Linked DNA regions of Homo sapiens: region 1 is linked to region 2. A link is an interaction called in ENCODE POLR2A ChIA-PET data of the cell type or tissue named here. Cell type or tissue: Panc1. All regions are shown on one strand. Each heading gives the region's core, and the rest is flanking DNA. Links, peaks and the distances in the headings are about the cores only.

Evidence for each region. ChIA-PET counts read pairs that join two places held together with the same protein. Peaks named below come from ENCODE experiments on the same cell type or tissue, not always from the same donor. Only the 100,000 strongest peaks of a DNase experiment are listed, where the experiment ranks them.
Region 1: POLR2A ChIA-PET joins it to region 2 with 6 read pairs; 5 of 35 experiments call an interaction of 5 or more read pairs at or near these places.

Annotation. Positions count from the first base shown.
Region 1 is chr20:49,280,343-49,290,985 of GRCh38, reverse strand. It overlaps ZFAS1 (ZNFX1 antisense RNA 1), which reads right to left. Exons shown (of 4, transcript NR_036658.2): 3 at 10,416-10,501; 4 at 1,726-1,941. It overlaps SNORD12B (small nucleolar RNA, C/D box 12B), which reads right to left; the gene lies at 10,571-10,643. It overlaps SNORD12 (small nucleolar RNA, C/D box 12), which reads right to left and starts at 10,303; the gene lies at 10,214-10,303. RefSeq lists enhancers at 540-649, 2,819-3,750, 3,751-4,682, 6,547-7,479. In Panc1, for the core only: no CTCF peak of the experiment used is centred there; no DNase peak of the experiment used is centred there; H3K4me3 peaks cover 336 bases; H3K27ac peaks cover 627 bases.
Region 2 is chr20:49,511,107-49,521,749 of GRCh38, reverse strand. It overlaps PTGIS (prostaglandin I2 synthase), which reads left to right. Exons shown (of 10, transcript NM_000961.4): 7 at 7,355-7,523; 8 at 8,489-8,670; 9 at 10,571-10,643. Among named protein-coding and RNA genes, the nearest start is that of KCNB1, 34 kb to the right of the region's middle. In Panc1, for the core only: no CTCF peak of the experiment used is centred there; no DNase peak of the experiment used is centred there; H3K27me3 peaks cover 216 bases.

The sequences.
Region 1 (10,643 bases), core at 1,952-6,951, 230 kb after region 2:
GAACCAATAGCATTTGCCAAGGGATTCACATGGTACATGAGGTTGATTCCACAGCTCCTGACCAACTGGACTTCTGGTGTTGCCAATACCTGGGAAGGGAAGATCGCAGGAAGCACAGACTTGCAGGGAATGGGGTTAGGTGAGTGAAGCATCAGGCATTTAGTTTTGGACATGTTAAGTCAAATGCACAAATAAGTCTGAAAATGTAGGCTGGGGCCAGACATAAACGCTTCAAATGCTACGTGGAGAAATTGAAGTAGCATCAGTTGACTTAGGTAATGGAGATGCCCATGTCAGGACCTTTAGAGTGGGCATTATAGAGTTGTGAATTTACTGCTTTGTAGCAAGTTATCTCAAAACCTAGTGGCTTGAAATACATTTCCCATAGGTCAGAAATCCAAGCACAATCTGGGTGGGTCCGCTCTCAGGGTTTCTCACAAGCCTCCGCTACAGAAAGACGTGCTTACAAACTCACATGGTTGTTGGGTAACTCCTCCCACACTAATGGTTCAACCTCAGTTGATTGCTACGCTGGCCTCTCCCAACATGGCAGCTTAATTAAAAGTGAGCAAGCTAGGCCAGGCGTGGTGGCTCACGCCTGTAATTCCAACACTTTGGGAGGCTTGACGCAGGCAGATCACTTGAGGTCAGGAGTTCAAGACCAGCCTGGCCAACATGGTGAACCCCCTCTACTAAATATACAAAAATTAGCCAGGCGTGGTAATCCAAGCTACTCGGGAGGGTGAGGCAGGAGAATTTGCTTAAACCCAGGGGACGGAGGTTGCAGTGAGCTGAGATCTCAAAAAAAAAAAAAAAAAGTGAGCAAGCCAAGGAGAATGAGAAAAAGAGCTAGCAAGTCTCAGAAGTTACACTAGGTCCAGCCTAGTCAAGGGGAGGGGATTCTGAGTCAATACCAGGAGTCATTTTAGAAATCTAGAGGTCCCAGGCTGGGCGCAGTGGCTCATGCCTGTTATCCCAGCACTTTGGGAGGCCGAAGTGGGCAGATCACAAGGTCAGGAGATCAAGACCATCCTGGCTAAAACAGCGAAAACCCGTCTCTACTAAAAATACAAAAAATTAGCCGGGCGTGGTGACGGGCACCTGTAGTCCCAGCTACTTGGGAGGCTGAGGCAGGAGAATGTGAACCCAGGAAGCAGAGCTCGCAGTGAGCTGAGATCATGCCACTGCACTCCAGCCTGGGTGACACAGCGAGACTCTGCCTCAGAAAAAAAAAAGAAATCTAGAGGTCCCATCTTTGAGGTGAGATTTTAAGATACTTAAAAAATTATTCACTGTGTATTTTAAATAAAAAATCATCACATATTGATAAATGATGCAGCCTATTTTTGCAATTTCCTATGAAGTTTATAAACAAATACCATAGCCCACATCATCCTTACTCATCTCATGCAACCATTAAGGCCTAATACCCACGATTTAACATACACGATCTTGTGCAGGTGTAAGCATACAAGTGAGATACCTCTGTATTGACCCTCTGCTTTGAATTCTGGCCCAAGTGTGCTTGCTTATTCTTAGGTTTCCAATGCAGAAGCCAATCACGAGGCACAATACCTGTGGAAAGCAGGCTTTGCCCACAGAAACCAACTGCCCACTAGGGTGATTCTCCCCTCAAAAAACTAAAACCAAATGAAACTGCAAATACCTAACTACTACTTGTTATCCCTGTTCAATGGTTATCTCCAATGGCCAAACAAAACAGCATTTTGATTTAAAAGATTTTATTTTCTTTATGCAGGTAGGCAGTTAGAAATTTCAAAGTCTAACAATGACATTCTTGAAGTGGGCACAGCCTTTTAAACTCAGGCTATGTATACAGTAACCTTGTGGAACTGGTTCAGCCAGATCTTCACTTTCATGAAAGCACAGGGTCTGTCCTTTTCTTTCCAGAGGGCTCCTCTCATATTCCATCGCCAGTTTCTAAGAAAGAAGGTGGATTACAATCAGTGCTCCATTCTGGTCTATACCGCTTCTTGTTTAGGGTATGAAAATACATGTGACTAAGACCTGGTCACTCCAAGTCCATCCCCTTTATCGGTACGGCCAAGTACCGATAAACGGAGCTGGGAAACTTCCCAATCTCTAATAAGACAACTTTAATTCTGTACTTTTATTGAATCCCATATTGTACCTGCGTTGGCAAAATGTTTAACCTTCATCTAAAAATGACTTCATGTCACAGTAAACACAGAAGACAAAAACCCAGAATGAGGACACTACCAGTAAAAATCTTTTAAAGGATGAGAAGCTGAGCAGTGGGGGGTATGGCTGTAGTTGCAGCTACTGAGGATATTGAGGGTGGGAGTTTCCCTTGAAGCCATGAGTTTCAAGCAATCATGCCTGTGAATAGCTACTACACTCCAGCCTGGGTCACGTAGCAAGGCTGCAACTCTACAAAATATGAAAACATTAGCCAGGGATGGCAGTGTGTGCTTTCAGTCCCATCTACTTGGGAGGCTGAGGCAGGAGGATCATGGATGCAGTAAGCCATGACTGCACCACTGCACTCCAGCCTGGGTGACAGAGCAAGACCCCATTCTCTTAAAAACAGAAATTGGGATACCTGTATGTTCATTCAAGAAATAACCCAAGTAATGTGTATTAAAGACATTTTAGGGGCAAATAAGGATACTTGAATAAAGTTATACCAGGCTTAGGATCTATTTAACATCTTAGACGTAAGGGTCATTGTTATATGCAAGATGTCTTATTACATGAATGTTGGACTTTAAGAACTATGCACATTCACACATCCAAAAACAAAATACTTCTAAGATGAGTCATCACTGACTGACATGAACTACAATTTTTGAGGTTTTGGTTTTTTAATATAAAAGTTGGAGAATTATGAGGAGCCACATCTATGATGGCAAAAACACTATACTCAAAAGGTGTAAGAAAACTCAGTTTGCTTATTCCCCTTCCATTGATTAAGGACACCAGGCAAACTGGAGGATGATGCAACACAGTTATTTGGTAAAAAAGCTTCCCTGTGTTAGCTCAATTTATTGAGGGATTGTAAAGGTCAGCAGAAGGAAAGCATACAATCATGGTCTCAGGCCACAGTATGCTTATCTGCTGTAAAGTCCAGCCATGTGACCAGACATGGAGGTAGTGTCCCCAAGGGACACAGAAAAGGAGTGGTGTTACTTTCTCTTTAAAGGGGGTGGAAGGTATAGACTTCAAACATCCATCTCTGCTATGTCTTTCTCTCCTGGGTTTGCTTATAGACAAAGCTGCCATGTTAACAGGCCCATGTAACAAGGAGCTGAGGATGGCTCATGGTAGTAGTATGATGAATCTTATAACTGAACCTCACAAGAATTAAGTAAAATCAATTGACTCCCAACTTAAATATGATTTGGAGCTCCTTATCTTACTAAGTGAATTGGCCAAGGAAAATTAGCTCCACCCAATGTTCAATCACTTTGTCATCCTTTCTTACAAGACTGTTAGGTATGATGGGTTTCTCTTCAAAGTTTAACTTCCTTGTTCTTTGTTCTTAAGGTCAACTTCCTCATACCTTCCCACTCCTAATTACCCATTCTGTAAACATTTCTCCCACCAATCCCAACCTGTAACCCGCATTTGTTCCTTATCTGGAAAAGTCTCCCTCGCTCGTGGCAACTGCTCTTCCCACTGCTGTAACCCACACCCCTCCTGTTTAAAATAGCCAATCAGGACTAGTTTAGATTGGACTCTAGCCAATGGGGATAGAACACAGAAGCAGGAACTAGCTGTGTTAGGGATAAAAACCACTTCACCTCCTTTGTTCGGGGTGCTCTCACTGTGACCAGGAGTGCAAGCAGCACCATTCTGCAGAAGTAAATCTGCCTTGCTGAGAAATCTTTTGGAGATCATTTTCTTTGCAACTCTGAGCTCTTATTGCCAACAATTTGGGAGCTCATCTGGGATTACCGTTCTCCTTCAGGAGAAGCCCACGATCACCTCTCTTGAGGAGAGGCATCCCACCACCTCTTTGCGGTGGCCTCACAAACAGGAGATTGGGTCCCACCCAAGGTGACACATAAACCCAGACTCTCAGCAACACAGGCGGAAAGGATCCTCACATACTGCGGTGACCAGGTAACTGCACAGACCAAGTTAAGAAAAGTCACAGGGGCGACAAAGTATTTCCTTGGTGGTCAGGGCATTTTAGAGGTTGAAAGTGTGTCAATGAGACGCACAACTGAGTGCGAAGCGAGCGATGATTCCGGATCTGTGATTCCATGGTCACCTCGTATAGCTTATGGTGGATTCCTGTCATGGGGCTTATACTGACACACCAATGCTAAGGAGGACCTGAAATATTCCCTCCTGGGAAGCAGCCAGAGAAGGATGAAGCAAAAGGAGAAGAGTGCAAGAAATCTCCAGTAGCCAGGGGCTGACCCTCTAGAGAAAGGAATGGCAAGAAATCTCCAGTAAGGGAGGTTGAGCCTATGAGGAAAGGCAATAAATCTAATTTTGGGCCTCACACCAAACCTTCATTATGCAAAATACCTCAAGAAAGACAGTAAATAGAAAGGATCAAATTAATGACAGTAACATCCCCTCTGACAGTCCCCTAGGTTCTCATGCTAAAAGGATAGTGAAAGGACTAAACATAACTACAGGAAGCAAGCCAGAAGCCAACTCCTCTGAAAGGAGTAAGGTCTCTACCCCCGAACAGCCTGCTAACATATGGGACCCACCAGACCACTTGCCTCTGCCAAACCCCATGCATCAAGCCGGTACACAGGATCCCCCCACTCATCAGTCCCTCCCCCATATAATCCTGAATCAATACCCCATGTTCCCCCTAGCCACACACTTAAGCCCTACAGCATGAAATAGAACAATGTAAAAAGGATACTCAGAACTTCCCTTTCCCCTTTCCACCTCCAAAGAATTGCCCCCAACTCTCTTCCCCTTGAAGAAGTGCCCCTTGGGAGAGGAGGCATCAGCTTCGTAAATGCCCCCTTAACCAGCTCAGAAGTACAAAATCTAAAAAAAAAGAAAAACTCAAGCCCTTGTTAGATGACCCTTATGGGGTAGCAGATCAAATCATTTTTTAGGACCCCAGTTGTATGGGCCGAGCTTATGTCCATTTTAGGCATTCCCTTCTTGGGAGAAGAACCATGATCCATAGGGCTGCTTTGGTAGTCTGGGAACATTAACACCCTACCGGTCAAAATGTTCCATCAGTATCCCGAACTGAGAGTATTTCCCAAGCATTCAACATACAAGGGATGGATGAAGGACCCATGAATTCCTAAATAGGCTTAAAGAACAGATGAGAAAATATGCAGGTTTAGAAATGGAAGACCCACTGGGGCAAGGGATGCTAAAGCTTCATTTTGTTACTAAGACTTGGCCAAACACCTCTAAAAACAACTACAAAAGATAGAGAATTGGAAAGATTGTCCCAGAGACTAACTTCTTAGAGAAGCATATAAGTAGGGACAAAGAGCAGCAGAAACAAAAGGCAAAAATCATGCTGTCTACCTTACAACAGAGAACTCTGCAGTAGGAGACACAAGGAAGTAAAACTTACAAACCCTCTAGGCCACCAGCGACCAAACTGTATACAAGGAGTAAGGGAATAAAACCTGGAAGTCACAGTGCAGGACAGGGAAGAGGGGAAAACAAATGTTTCAAATGTGGAAGAGTAGGTCACTTCAAAAGAGAATGCCCCAAATGGGAAAAAGAAAAAATATTCCACTTATGGCCTTCCAGGAAAATAGGGAGGTCAGGGGCTGTCTCTTTTACCTTGAGTCCCACCAAGAGCCCCTGATAAATTTAGAGGTGGGACCCAAATGTGAACTTAAAACCTTCTTACAGATTCAGCAGCAGCTCGCTCCCGTTCCCTCCCATCTGGTATCTATCACCTGTTCTTCAGAAGAACTTTCTATCTCAGGGATAAAAGATTTAAAGCAAAAATCTTAAAAGACAGAGGTCTATACAAAAATTGATCAGCCCATGTTAAATTCCTGTTAATCCCTGAGGCAGGAACGAACTTATTAGGAAGAGACTTACCACCGCAGAAGAAAAATACATTCATCCTCATGTATGGGCAGGAAAAAGAAATCAGGGAGGCTGGGCTTGCTGGCTCACACTTGAAATACCAGCACTTTGGGAGGCCAAGGTGGGTGGATCACGAGGTCAGGAGTTTGAGACCAGCCTGGCCAACATGGTGAAACCCCATCTCTACTAAAAATACAAAAATTAGCTGGGTGCAGTGGCAGGCGCCTGTAATCCCAGCTACTCAGGAGGCCGAGGCAGGAGAATTGTTTGAACCCAGGAGGCAAAGGTTGCAGTGGCTTAAGATCACACCATTGCACTCCAGCTTGGGTGACAGAGACTCCAACTCAAAAAAAAAAAAGAAAGAAAAAAAGAAACTTCAAGTCACTCCAATCCATACAAAGTTAAAGACCCCAGGGGAAATAGTAAGAAAAAGGTAATATCCCATTCCCCTAGAGGGCAGAATAGAATTAAAGCCTGTAGTTGAAGTTCTCATTCAGGACTGATTCCCTGAACCCTGTATGTCCCCCTATTAACACCCCAGTATTACCTGTAAAGAAATCAGACAGGTCTCATCAACTAGTACAAGATCTCCAGGCTATCAACCAAATAGTCCAGACTACCCACCCTGTTGTCCCCAATCCTTTTACCATCCTCAGCAGAATTCCATGACAATCAATGGTTCAGAGTAACAGATTTAAAAGATGCCTTCTGGGCATGTCCCTTGGCTGAAGACAAGAGAAGTATTTGCTTTTGAGTGGGAAAACCCTCATTCTGGATGGAAGCAGCAGTACCAATGGAGAGTCCTACCCCAAGGGTTTACAGATTCACCTAATTCAGTCAGGACTGCCTCTCAGAAAGATACTGGCCTATCTCTCTGTTATGTGGACTGCCTTATTTACACTCTTACTACTGACATTCCTACCTTTGAAACAAAGGATCAAATTATATACTTGGCTTTCCACTTTCTCTTACCTCAGAACTAAAGGTATTTTAGCACAGATGCCACCCTTACAGTTCCTGGTACATCAATACCAGCCTGGAGATCACATCCTTATCAAAAGCTGGAAGGAGCCAGCTTGGGAAGGACCATACCTAGCACTCCTAACTGAAACAGCAGCCCGAACAGCCGAAAAGGGGTGGACCCATCATACCCCAGTCAAAACAGCATCACCATCTTCAGAGTCATGGGCTATTGTTCCAGGGCCAATTTCTACCAACCTAAAGCTACGAAAACTTTAACCCTCTTATACTGCCTTGTCTTCTTTCCTCTCTCTACCGTCAGCTATTTTATCATTAATGTAACTAGATCAAGCTCACCTCAATCACATTTGATGCCTGTCTTGTCATATCCTGTGGGGATCTCCAAAACCAGAGGCAACTGGCCTTCTCAGAAAAATATCTCTGCCCTTCCAAGATAAATTCTAAATCCTCACACAATGCTTGCCTAATCGAAACTAAATCCATTACATTCTTTGCAGTTTGGGAATGGGAAGGGTTTGAGGAGAGGTTCTGCCCATCCCGGAATGACGTCCTATGGAATACCGATCCTCAAGGGTAGACTTCCCCAAAAAGCTGCATCTCTCTACAACCCTACCTTCGTTTCAAAGGGAAGGCCCCCTCTAATTGCCAATATCACCAATGTAACCCAGTGCAAATTTCTATTCTTACCTCTACCTCCACCAATCCTAATCCCACTTTAAGTAGCTTCTACAGCATGGGAGCCGCAACATTAGGGATAGACCCTACAGGATCTTTCGAAATGCGCTTCATTGTTCCCCCACCCCCTTCATCCCCTTCTAAACAAACACCCAATGACAAAACCAAAGTGACCATTGTAGAGGTTAAAGATCTAAAGCAAACTCTACCAATTGAAACGGTACCGAGATGCAAATGCATGGCTGGAATGGATTAAACATTCTGTCCGCTCGCTAAACAAAGCGATTGTTATGCTTACGCACGTGGTAAGCCAGAGCCCCAGATTGTTCCCTTTCCACTCGGATCGTCCTCCAGCCGATCAGGCATTAAGTTGTATGGCAGCTCTCTTCCAAGACCCCACAACCTGGGGCAATAAGCTATGCCAAACTCTCTCGCTGCTGTTTCCTGAAGTCCCCTGAAGTCCGACACCCTGCGGGTCAGCCCCCGAGGGCCATCAAGCATCCGTCTTCCAATGCCAATTTTACCTCGTGTCTCTCACAGGGGGAGAACTTGAATTTGCTTGGAGACCTAACGAGATGCAGTGAGCTTAAGCCCTTCCAGGAGCTTACCAATCAGTCGTCCCTTATTCATCCCCAAGCAAACGTATGGTGGTGTTGTGGTGGACCATTACTGAATACTCTGCCAAGTTACTTGGCGTGGCACTTGAGCTCTAATCCAATTGGCTATCTCCCTTTCACCCTGGTATTTCATCCAGAAAACATACATAAAAACAGAACATCATAAAACAATGGATGTCCCTCGTGACTCTCATGTTTATATAGATGCCATTGGAATCCCACGAGGAGTGCCAGATAGATTTAAGGCCCAAAATCAAATAGCTGCAAGTTTGAATCCATGTTGTTCTGGTGGTCAACTCTAAATAAAAATGTAGATTGGGCCGGGAGTGGTGGCACACGCCTGTAATCCCAGCATGTTAGGAGGCTGAGGCGGGTGGATCACAAGATCAGGAGTTTGAGACCAGCCTGACCAACATGGTGACAGCCCCCAGCTACTCAGGAGGCTGAAGGAGAGTAGGTTGAACCCAGGAGGTGGAAGTTGCAGTGAACCATTGCACCATTGCACTCCAGCCTGGGCGACAGAGTGAGACTCCATCTCAAAAAAAACACAAAAAATGTAACCCAGCAACGATTCATTAATTATACTAGGGATGCTATTAAGGGAACAGTTTAACAATTAGGGCCCACCAGTCAAACGGCCTGAGAAAATACAATAGCATTAGACATGATACTAGCGGAGAAAGGTGTAGTTTGTGTCATGATTGGAACCCAGTGTTGTACTTTCATCCCTAATAATACTGCTCCCGATGGAACCATAACAAAGGCCCAAGGACTTACTGCTTTATCCAATGAGCTAGCTAGAAATTCTGGAATAAATGACCCCTTCACGATTTTAATGGAAAAATAGTTCCGCAAATGGAAAGGACTTACGTCCTCAATCTCCTGCCATCAGAATAGGTTTGCTCATTCTTGTAGGATGCTGTATCATACCCTGTATCTGAGGATTAATACAAAAGCTTATTTTAACAGCTCTCACCCACCAAAATCTTCCTCAATCCTCCCTCGCATCATTCAGTTAAGCTTCTAATTTCAGAGGACCAAGAGGAACAAAATCAAGACACGCTAAAACAAGTCTGAAGAGAAATAATTATAAAAATCAAAAGGGGGAAATCGTTAGATACAATGGATTTCTCTTCAAAGTTTTAACTTCCTTGTTCTTTGTTCTTAAGGTCAACTTCCTCATACCTTCCTGCTCCGAGTTACCCGTTCTATAAACAACTTCTCCGGCCAATCTCAACCTGTAACCTGTTCCCTATTTGGAAAAGTCCCCCTCACTCCTAGCAACCAGCTCTGTAAACAAGTTTCCTGCCCTTCCCACAGCTGTAACCCACATGCCTCCTGTTTAAAATAGCCAATCAGGACTAGTTTAGATTGCGCTGTCGACTCCAGCCAATGGGGATAGGACACAGAAGCAGGGACTACTTGTTAGGAATAAAAACCCTTTCTCTCTTTTGTTAGGTGTGCTCTTGCCAGGAATGCCAGCAGCAGCACCCTACGGCAGAAGTAAATTTGCCTTGCTGAGAAATCTTTTGTTCAAGTGCTCGTTTTCTTTGGAACTCCAAGCTCTTATTTCCAACAAAGACCTAGTAATACCAACAGGCCAATGTCAGTCCTAATGACTTATTCTCCCAGTTTTATACCCAACTTGGAAATGGGTCCTGAGGTTAGGCCCAGTTGGACAAATTTTGCGGTGGGGTTTGGCAGATAGAAAGCAGAAACCTCACCTGTTACAAGGCAGACTGAATCAAGCCAAGATCAACACACACTGGTACACGTGGCTCCCAACCTATAGAAAGTTAACAGGTCAAAAGAAGCCATCTGAATGCTGGAAAAAATAGAGAAAGCCCAGTTCCCATGAACAAGCAATAGTCTCTGATAAAGATAAGCAGAAAACAAAGATAGGAGTTATTACTGGGGCCAATGCATCAGACAAAACTGGCCAATAGTGTAGAGATCAACAGGGTCGATCTGATGGGGAAAGAAGCTGTATCATCAGCTGCAAAGGCCACATTTGAGTCGTACAAGAAGTAGGGTGACAAACCCACACTGAAAAGCAGCTACTACCCCCTCCAGAGCCTGTGTCTACTCAGCCAGGGAAGACGTGTTGGCACCACTTACCAATTTTATATGTATATATATATTCTACTTCCAACACCCGCATTCATCCTGGTTCAATCAAAGCCTGGTTTTGGCCAACAATAAACCTGAAATGAAAAAACAGAAAAATGAGCTCCCATCAGCTAGATGCCCAGGGGAGCTGGGACAAAGGAGCTGCTCAAGCTGGCATATCAGACAGAAACTGGCTTAGAAAAGTTAGATCAACATAGTCGATCTGTCGGGGAAAAA
Region 2 (10,643 bases), core at 3,838-8,837:
ACAAGCTGACATTTCTGGGTAATTCCTCTCCCATCGACTTGCAGCTTATTTTTAGTTTCCTCAGAGCCATTAACTGTCCTTGCAGGCAGAGACTGGCAAGGGGTGGGGACTGGGATCAATTGGCAGTTGTCCCCCACATCAGTGCCTAATAACATATTTATGTGCAGAGATGACTTGGAGCTCCAAAGTGTCTCCAGAACTCTCGTGGGAATGACTGGTGTCAGCAAAACTGGATGCTGGCTGAGGGGTTTGAGTGGCAGAAAGTCCAGGGAACAGCCTTTGGCAGGGCCAGGAGAGCTGGGCAGGAGCTGGGGACAAGATGTCCTCTGAGGTTGAGTCGTTGACAGCGTCCAGAATTCAGGCAGGTGGGAAAACTTTTCAAGGGCCTTTTGGGAGTGGAGCCAAGAGGGTACTTGGCCTAGGAGTTTCTGGCACAGGCTCTGTGACCTCCCAGCCTGAGTTTGAATCCTGATTTTGACACTTCCTGGCAAGTCAGTCACTTAACCTCTGAGCACCTCGGTTTACTCATCTGTAAAATGGAGATGGTAGCACCCGTTTCAAGACGTGGTTGTGAAGATGAAAGGAGGCAGGAATACATGTGCAATTTTGTAACTGTGCCTTGCAGATAACAAGTGCTCAAGAAACATCTTCAACAAATATTTAGAGCACCTACCATGGGCCAGGCCCCATTCTAGAAGCTGGGGATAGAGCGGTGAGCAAAACAGACAAAAATCCCTGCCCTTAGGGAGCTGGCATTCTGGTGGGAGAAGATAGACAATTAATAAACACATAAGCTGTCATCACAGTGCTTTGGGAAGTTAGAGAGGAACATCATTTGAGTCCTAGAGTTCAAGACCAGCCTGGGCAACATAGCAAGACCCCATCTCTGCAAAAACTACCTTATTTTTTTTGTAGAAAAGCTGGGCGTGATGGTGCGCACCTGTAGTCCCAGCTACTTGGGAGGCTGAGGCAAGAGCATTGCTTGAGCCTAGGAGGTCAAGGCTGCAATGAGCCATGATTGTGCCACTGCACTCCAGCTTGGGTGACATAGTGAGACCCTGTCTCAAAAATAAATAAATAAATAAACAAACAAGTAAGCATCTAAAATGTATTAGAAGTCAGGCGCAGTGGCTCACGCCTGTAATCCCAGCACTTTGAGAGGCCAAGGCAGGCAGATAACTTGAGATCAGGAGTTTGAGACCAGCCTGGCCAACATGATGAAACCCTGACTCTACTAAAAATACAAAAATTAGCCAGGCATGGTCGCACAGGCCCGTAATCCCAGCTACTCAGGAGGCTGAGACATGAGAATCACTTGAACCCGGGAGGTGGAGGTTGCAGTGAGCCGAGATGGCACCACTGCACTCCAGCCTGGGCAACAGAGTGAGACTCCCATCTCAAAAAAAAAAAAAAGTATTAGAGGGAATGTGTTCTATGGAGAAGAGATGCAGCAGGAAGGCAGGCCCAGGAAGGCCTCACTGAAAGGTGACATCTGAGCAGAGACTGAAGGAAGTGAGGGGTGAACCATGTAAATATATAGAATGAAGTTTCCCAGGCAGGGAGCAGCAAGTGCAAAGGCCCTGAGGCAGGACTAAGGGTGACACGGTGGGGAGGCAGAGCTGCCGGACCACACAGGTCCCTGTAGGCCATGGGGAGGGCTTTGGCTTTTACTGTGAGTGAGACAGGTGCCTGCTGTAGGGCTCTGAGCAGAGGAAGAACCTGGCCTGTCTTTCGCTTTAGAGGGATCATTCTGGCTGCAGCGCTGACAAGAGACTGTAGGGGGTGGGGAAGCAGAGGCAGGGAGAGCAGAGAGGAGCAGCAGGATCCAGACAAGAGAGGGTGCTGCTGGGCCAGGGTCAGGGGTGGTTAGATTCTGAACATATATCAAAGTAAAGCCAACAGGATCCGCTGTTGGATGGGACCTTGGGGGAGGCCATCAAGGATGAATCCAGGTTTGGGCCTGAGTGACAGGAGGGATGGCAGAGCCATGGGCAGAAGAGGGAGATGGCGGGAGGAGGAAGTTTCAGGGAGAAGATCGGGGGTTGGGCTTTGGGTATGTTGAATTTGAGATGGAGATGGGGGAGTGGACACCTGGAGAAGAGAGTCTGGAGTTCAAGTTTGAGGTCCAGGCTTGGGAGTTGTCAGCATAGAGGAGTTTAAATCCTCAGGACTGGAGGAGATACTGCAGGCGAGGGTGGGTGAAGAAGGGGGCATCCCTGGGGCTCTCCAGTGGTGGGAAGGGTGAGGAGGAGGGGCCAGGAAGGTGGGAGGAGAGCCGGGAGTGGGAAGCTGGGTCAGATGCTGCAGAGAGGCTGAAAAATGGTAGCTGTGATTGCTGCTGTCAGGTCGGAGATGATGAGTCAGGAATAATAATCTCAAAAGATACTGAGCACTTACCCTGGGCCAAGCATCCTGTTGAGCACTTTGCAACCACCATCTCATAGGATCCTCACAACAGCTTCCTGAATCCAGAACCCCTGAACCTGGAATCGAGAGTGATGGAAGGAGCAGTGGGAGTCTCAGGCATCCAGGGAGGACTCTGTGGGCCGAGACCTAAGGTCCAGGCAAGGGGAAGAGGAGGCTGTAAGGGAAGGTGGGGTGGGGTGGTGGGGGGCAGACGGAGGAGAGTTTCCAAACACAGGTCAGGCTTCCCTGCCAGCTCTGAGCCCACTGATGCTGGTAATGCCAGGACTGAAACCATTGATTGACATGATGTCCCTCAGCCCCATCCATCACATCTGATCCTTCTCTTCCTTCCCGATATCTGGCTTGGCCTTCACCCCATCACATCCTCAGCAGCCACAGCCACACATCCCTGGAAATTCCTGGGTGGTCCTGAGAGGTAGGGGAGGGGGCCACGGGAGCTGCTGGGCCTGCACATAGCTCCGCTGAGATAGTGATCATCGAGAAGAATCCTTGAGGCATCTGACAACGGAGTAGAAAGCAAAACCACAGTATTGAGAGTCAGACAGACTCGGGTGGAATCTCACCTCTGCCACTAAACTAGTTATGTGACCTCAAACAAGTCACTTTTCTGGGCTTAAGTTTCACCATCTGTAAAGAGGGTTGGTTTTTTTGTTTGTTTTTTTTTTTGTCTTCAGTAGTTTTATCTTGAAATAATTTTAGATTATAAAAGAGTTGCAAAGATAGTACAGGAGTTCCCAAATACCCTTCACCCAGCTTTCCCTAATGTTACATAACCACAATACATTCATCAAGACTAAGAAATTCACATTGGGACATTGCTAGTAACTAAAGTCTATACTTTATTCACATTGCCCCAGTTTTTCTACTAATATTCTTTTTCTCTTCCAGGAGCCAATCCACAATCCCACATTGCACTTAGGGCTTTTGTTTGTTTGTTTTAAATAGACTCTATTTTTACAGCAGATTTAGGTTCACAACAAAATTGAAGGAAAGGTGCAGGGATCTCCCTTAGCCCCCTTCTCCCAATGCCTCGCCTCTCCATCGCTGGTGTCCCTCAGCAGAGTGGCACATTTGTTACAATTTATGACCTACACTAACACATCATCACACTCGGGATATTCTTTTATTCCGTTGGAATCTTCTAAATCATAAAAATTAAAAGAAACACAATCTGTGACCCCCATCCCTCAGGTCTCCCTTCTTCTGCCAGGCTACATCCTCAGAGGGTCTCCCCCTGGGGGATGACTACAATGGCCTCCAGTAGCTCTAGGCAATTTAGCAATCCCATGGAGGAGGGCTTCCCTTCCCCTAAATTCTAGCACAGCTCCCAAGACTGATACTCACTGGCCCAGCCCACGTCATATGCCCCACTCTGCGTGGATCACTCAGTGCCTCCGCCTGGGTCCCATGCCCACACTTGAAGTCTGGAAGGATGGGTCAGTCCTGGATGGCCCACATGGACTTAGACTTAAGAGGAGGTGGTTCTTTGAAGGAAAGTGGGGTGCTGTTACCAACGACAAGGAAGCGGATGCAGGCAGGAGCGGGCAGCGGAAGTCCCCCACTTCCACTGATGGGCCATGTTGTCAGGAGGCAACAAGAAGGAGCATGTGAATCACCAAGGGTGTGGTCTGGCCCGCAGTCAGTGCCTCCCAGAGGTCAGCCACTGCCATTCACAGGAAAGCTAGAACAGGGGTGGCACTGCTTTTGGGTCATGGCCTTTGGCTGCAGTAGGAGGGAATGAAGACAAACAAGAAGTGTCTTCCTGAGTAAACGGAGGCAAGGCTCCGTGGGTGAAAGCTCAAATTCCAGGGTGGCAAATTCAGGATCTCTTATGGTTGTGTGTGCACACACACACACACACACACACACTCACACTCACATCTGTGCAGTTGGGTAAAAGGCGGTCTTGGTCACCTCCCTAACTTGCCACAGCTTTTTCCTGCAGGCAGAGATAGCCAAGCGCCCATGTGTTCCACTCCTGCTTGGTAATTAATGAGCGGTGGCCCCCATCTAACCATCTGGGCCAGATAAAATGGCCTTGGCGCTGAGCTAAGCTGGTGTTGAATTATTTATCATCCGCATTTGCCTGGCTATTTAAGTGATGGACAGCAGGTGACCTTGCTGTGTCAGCTGGACCTGAGGTGCTGGTGGAACTCTCAGAAAGGGCCGGAGGCCCCCCCGACTTGTTTTCAAATCCAGGGGAGGGGCCAGTGGGGGAGGAGTAACCACTTCTGAGCACCTACTATGGGCGCAGCACGTGTGGGATTGCTTGCATTCAGCCTCACTGGACCCTTGCGTCCACCCAGGAGGTGGCAATGTTACCCCCAGTGTTGAGACCCAAAGGGGGACGTGACTTGTCCACAGTCACAGAAAGTGGGGAGCTGGGATTTGAACCCACCTCTACCTGGTCTCAGTCCAGGGATCTTCTAGCCCACCTCCCAGGCTGTCTTGGAGCTCCACCTCTAATCCAAAGGGATGCAGATGTTTATTTGACAAATATCAGTGAGCCTCCACTATATGCTGGGCAGTGGGTAGTGACCGGGGAGTACTTCGTTTTCCTTTTCAGTAAAAGGCCTAATAATGGCACCTGCGTGATGGAAGTATTGAGCAGAGGAGTGTGGTTCCTCCTGGCCTCACGGGCACTAAAGAGGAAGGCAAAATCTATCTCACCATCACTAATGCTATGGTGCATTTCTTTCCAGCCTTTCCCCATAGGTTTTTCTTCTGTGGTTAAGATCATGCAGCTGTTTTAATCTAACCTTCTATTTGGTTTAATATTGTAACATGAGCATCTCTCATGACATTGTACATCACTGTAGAAATGATTTGGATACAGCCTGGGAAACATAGTGAGACCTCATCTTTACAAAAAATAGAAAGATTAGCCGGGCATGGTGGTGCATGCTTGTATCAGCTACTTGGGAGGCTGAAGTAGGAGGATCACTTGAGCCCAGGAGGTGGAGGTTGCAGTGAGCCACGATCGTGCCATTGCACTCCAGCCTGGGTGGCTTCTGTTTCACTTAAAATTAGTGTGTCCATTAAAAAATTTTGAACAGTTTAAAAGGTATTTGCAAGGAAAGTCAGCCTCCTTCCTCCTTATCCTCTTGTCTTCCCAGCTTCTGTCCCAAGGTAACCTCAGTTACCCGTTTCTGGTGTCTCTTAGAGATGGTCTGTGCTTCTTTGGGAGGCTGTGGCAGGAGGACTGCTCGAGGCCAGGAGTTTGAGATCAGCCTGGGAAACATAGGGAGACCTCCATCTCTACCAAAAAAAAAAAAAAAACCTAGCTGGGTAGCACATGCCTGTGGCCCCAGCTCCTTGGGAGGCTAAGGCAGAAGGATCACTTGAGCCTAGGAGGTCGAGGCTGCAGTGAGCTATGATTGTGCCACTGCATTCCACCCTGGGTGACAGAGCAAGACCCTGTCTCAAAAAAAAAAAGAGATGGTCTGTACTTCTTCATGTATATTTCTCTTTAAACAAACACACAAATGGCAGCATGCTGAGCCACCACCCTGCACCTTGCGTTTGCATGCTTCTGTGTGTCTTGGCTACAGTCCCACATCGGTACACACAGAGCCAGCTTCTTTTTAATGACTTCCTGCATCACATCATCCAATGGATGGATCTTCATTGATCTCATTGATCTCTTATTGATAGACATGAGATTGTTTCCAGCATTTTTCTATTACATGAGCACTGCAATAATTATCTTTGTGCATATGTCCTTTTGCCCATGTGTAATTATGTCTGTAATGAAATTAGTGGGTAAACATGATATTTAATGATGATTTAATATTCCATTATTATGATTGAATAGAATAGTCACGGCAGACAAAAACCTTCCCCCAAATTGAGATTAGTTGGTATTCTTCCCATATCTGGATCACTAAAGGGTGCCATATACACATTTTAGCCACATACCAAAGAGCTGAGGCTAAAATGTGTATGAAAATGTTCAGCTAAGACTGAAGCCTTGAAGCAAGAAATTCCACTCGTTTTCCTAAGTGTTTATCTATTGGGAAGTTTAAATAATTTTTATTCATAGCTTTCAGTCATCAATGATGATTGCGGCTTTGTTTTATACGTACACAACACACACACATTTATTCTTCAAGTGACTGATAGAATTTGAAGATACAAAGCATATAGGGAACTTTTTGCTTCCCAAACTACATCAAGAATGATTATATTTGGAAGCAAATCTTTAGATATCACACCAGTTAGCTATTGTTGCATAACAAACATCCATAACAACTCATCAGCGGCATACACCCATCAGCATTTATTTAACTCACGGGTCTGTGGGTCTGGCTCATTGGGGCAGCTCAGCTCTGTCCATGAGTCTCTCATCCTCCTCTTGGGATCAGTGGGCTTGCCGAGCAAGTGGAAACACAAAGTCTCTCGCGGCTTAGGCGTAGAGTGGCTGTTCCTTCAATTCCACCTCAATCTATTGGCCAAAGCAAGTCCACGGCTGAGCATAAATTCAAAGGGCAGGGGAAATACGCTCTGGCTCTTGAATAGGAGGAACAGCAAATTCACATGGTAAGGAGCGTGGATTCTGCGATTGGGGAAGAATTGGGGCCAACAATGTGATCATTCTCAGATGTGAACAGTCTTAACTGATATACCCTGTTCCTATTACTGACACTGTTTTGCTGATTAGCTATGAAGATTACCTGTGTGACCTAGGATTAGTGACTTTGCACACAGTCAGGGATGCCACGAGTGGCCTTGAAGTAGGTATTTTGGGCCACAGGGCAGTTTTGGCCATGTCCTGAGGCTGGAGATAGACACTGGTCATGCCTGGGTGTTTGGCAGCAGTGGGAACCCAGGCCTACTGGCCCCTCTGTCTTGGCCCGAGCTGTGTCCCTGGCAGAGACGAGTCAGCTCTGCCCTCATAATGGCATAACAGGGGCCCTTCTCCTTGCAGGGGAATATGGGTCCCGCTGCCTTCTGGCTCCTGCTCTTCCTTCTCAAGAATCCTGAAGCCCTGGCTGCTGTCCGCGGAGAGCTCGAGAGTATCCTTTGGCAAGCGGAGCAGCCTGTCTCGCAGACGACCACTCTCCCACAGAAGGTTCTAGACAGCACACCTGTGCTTGGTGAGATCGTCAGACCCTCCAAGATAGCCCCTAAGACTGCGTCATCATGGACCCCCAAAGCCCTCCCCAACATGGACTCCTGTCTTCCAGGGTCCATCAGTGTGTCCTCCGACCTAGGGTCTCCCTAAGCCTCCTATCTTCACACACCTGGCATCTCCATACTCCAGCCTCAGCTAGGGGTCAAGTGACAGAAAACCTAACTTCAATTGACTAAGGTGAAAAGGTACTTTGAGACATGTCACTAAAAAGCCCAGAGGATTGGCTTCAGGCACAGGTGGATCCATGCACTTTAACAATGTCGTCAGGACTACTCAGTTCCTCTCCACCTCTCAGCCCTGTTTCCCACTGGGTTGGCTCCAGTCTCAGGCTGGCAGTAGCTGTTGGCAGCTCAAGGCTGACTTCCTCCTGGCTCTGTGAGACTCTGAATCTCTTACAGTGTTCCCACCAAGAGTCCCAAGACTGTGTCTCATTGGCTTTCTTTGGGTCATGTGTCCATCCTGAACCAATCACAGGGCTCAGAGGGATGCTCTGATTGGCCAGTCACAGCCCCATCCCAGGAGTTGAGCATAGAAGCAGCAGTCTAACCCCTGAGAATGAGAGAGGGGTGGACCCTAGAGGAAAATCAGGGGCCCGTTTCCAGAAGAGAAATATATGCCGGGCAGACAGGAACAGAGATTGATGGCCCTACTCTCTCCCCAGCCTTCTGATATCTCCCTAGCTCCCACCTTCCCTCACAACTTCTCTTGGGGTCAGACCTGGATACCCTCATGTTCAAACGTCTCTGAGGGACCACAGAGACCACATGTCATCGTGTGTCCTTTTTCACCTTGCTATGTGACTGTGTGGGCGAGGCAGGCACCCTCTCTGAGCCTCTTCATCTTCCTCTGTAAAATAAGAGCTGGGGTTGGCATATGAGCAGGTGAAGGGATAGCCCGCTGACTCTTCCTTGCACCTGCCCCATGCAGATAGCGTGCTGAGTGAGAGCCTCAGGCTTACAGCTGCCCCCTTCATCACCCGCGAGGTTGTGGTGGACCTGGCCATGCCCATGGCAGACGGGCGAGAATTCAACCTGCGACGTGGTGACCGCCTCCTCCTCTTCCCCTTCCTGAGCCCCCAGAGAGACCCAGAAATCTACACAGACCCAGAGGTAAATGGCAGGGGCGCCTGGTCATATGGGGTCTGTGGGAGAACAATCAGTGACTTTGGGATGAGCCAGATCTGAGTGGCAGCCTGGCTCTGCTCTTTGTTTGCTATGTGACATTGCCCAGATTGCTTCACCTCTCTGTGTTTGCTTCCTCACCTGTGAAATGGACCTCATAATAGCACCTGCCTCATGAGATTGATAGGAAGATTAAATGGGATCATGCATAAGCAGATATTGATGGCCCCACTCTCTCCCCAGCCTTCTGATATCTCTTTGGCTCCTACCTTTTTTCACAGCTTCTCTTGGAGTCAGACCCAGATCCCCTCATGTTCAAGGGTCTCTGAGGAACCCTAGAACATGAGGGGATGTTCATTCACACTGAGTGCTTTGTGATAGCTCAGCCATTTTCCTTATTTCAGATTGTTATAATGTCAGTTTCTCAACACTTTTGCCTTGCCCCAGACTTTGAGAAGAAGTAAACTTTCACAATTGCTAACAGATTGGGTGTTTACTGTGTGTCAGACCCTAAACTACATGCTCATCTATCCATCCATTCATTCATCTGCCCATCTACTCATGCATCTGTCTATTCATGTATTCATCCATCCATCCACACACTCACTTATCTACCTATCCATTCATCTATCCATCCGCCCATCCATTCATCCATCCACCCACCAATTTACCCTTTCATCCACCCATCTACCCATTCATTTATCCATCCAGCCACCCATCCACTCATCTATCCATCCATCCACTCATCTACCCATGCATCCATCTGTCCATTCATCCATTCACAAATTCACCCATCCATCCATTAATCTATCCATCCACCCATGCATCCATGCATCCATCCATCCATCCACATACTCACCCATCTACCCATCCATTAATCTATCCATCCACCCATCCATCCATCCATCCACCCATGAAGCTACTCTTTCATCCACCCACCTACCCATGAATCCATCCATCTATCCATCCGTCTGTCCATTCAATCATCTACTCATTTATCCATCCATCCACCCACTCATTTATCTACCCACTCACTCATATGTCCATCCACCCATTCTTCTACTTATCCACCCATCCATCCATCTATCCACCCATCTACTCATCCATCCATCCATTTGTCCATTCATCCATTTATTCATCCATCCACCCATCAATCTACCCATTCATTCACCCATCTACCCATCCATCCATCCACCCCATCTACCCATCCATCCATCTATCCATCCCTCCATTCATCCATCTTTCCATCCACATTTCCATCTCTTAGTCTATCCACTGGTTCATTCACCTATCCTTCCACCCATCTTTCAGTCGGCAGCTACTCCATGCCAAGCTCTGTGCTCAGCTACAACCCTTGCCTTACCACTGTGCAGTGTAACCAAAGGAAATTGGCATTTTCTTTTTAAAAAATATTTTAATTTCTTTTATTTTACATTACAAAAGTAATATATATCATAGAATATAAAGAAATACAGAGAAATATATACTTAAATGTAAAAAATATGTATTTCCCTTCTTCTCCAGTTCTACAGAGTTCTCTGACCAAGGTTTGGAGTGTGCCTTGCGAATTGTTTTCATGGCTTTACAGGCATACACACAACACATTCACATGCCATGAAAAGATTGGTGTGTGTATAGGATCATGCAATATATACTATTCTGAAACTTGCTTTTTTCACTCAACAACCAATTGTAGAAATTCTTTCCATGTCAGTACACACAAACCTTTTGCCATAATTTTTTAACCAATCCCCTATCAATTGACCTGTATATGGTTTCCAGTTTTTCCCTCTTATAAACATGACTGTCATGAACATCCTCATACATTTTTCTTGGTGTGAGCTTGTTCTGGGAATGGGGTCAGAAAAGGACCTTCTTCCTATTTCAGGTATTTAAATACAACCGATTCCTGAACCCTGACGGATCAGAGAAGAAAGACTTTTACAAGGATGGGAAACGGC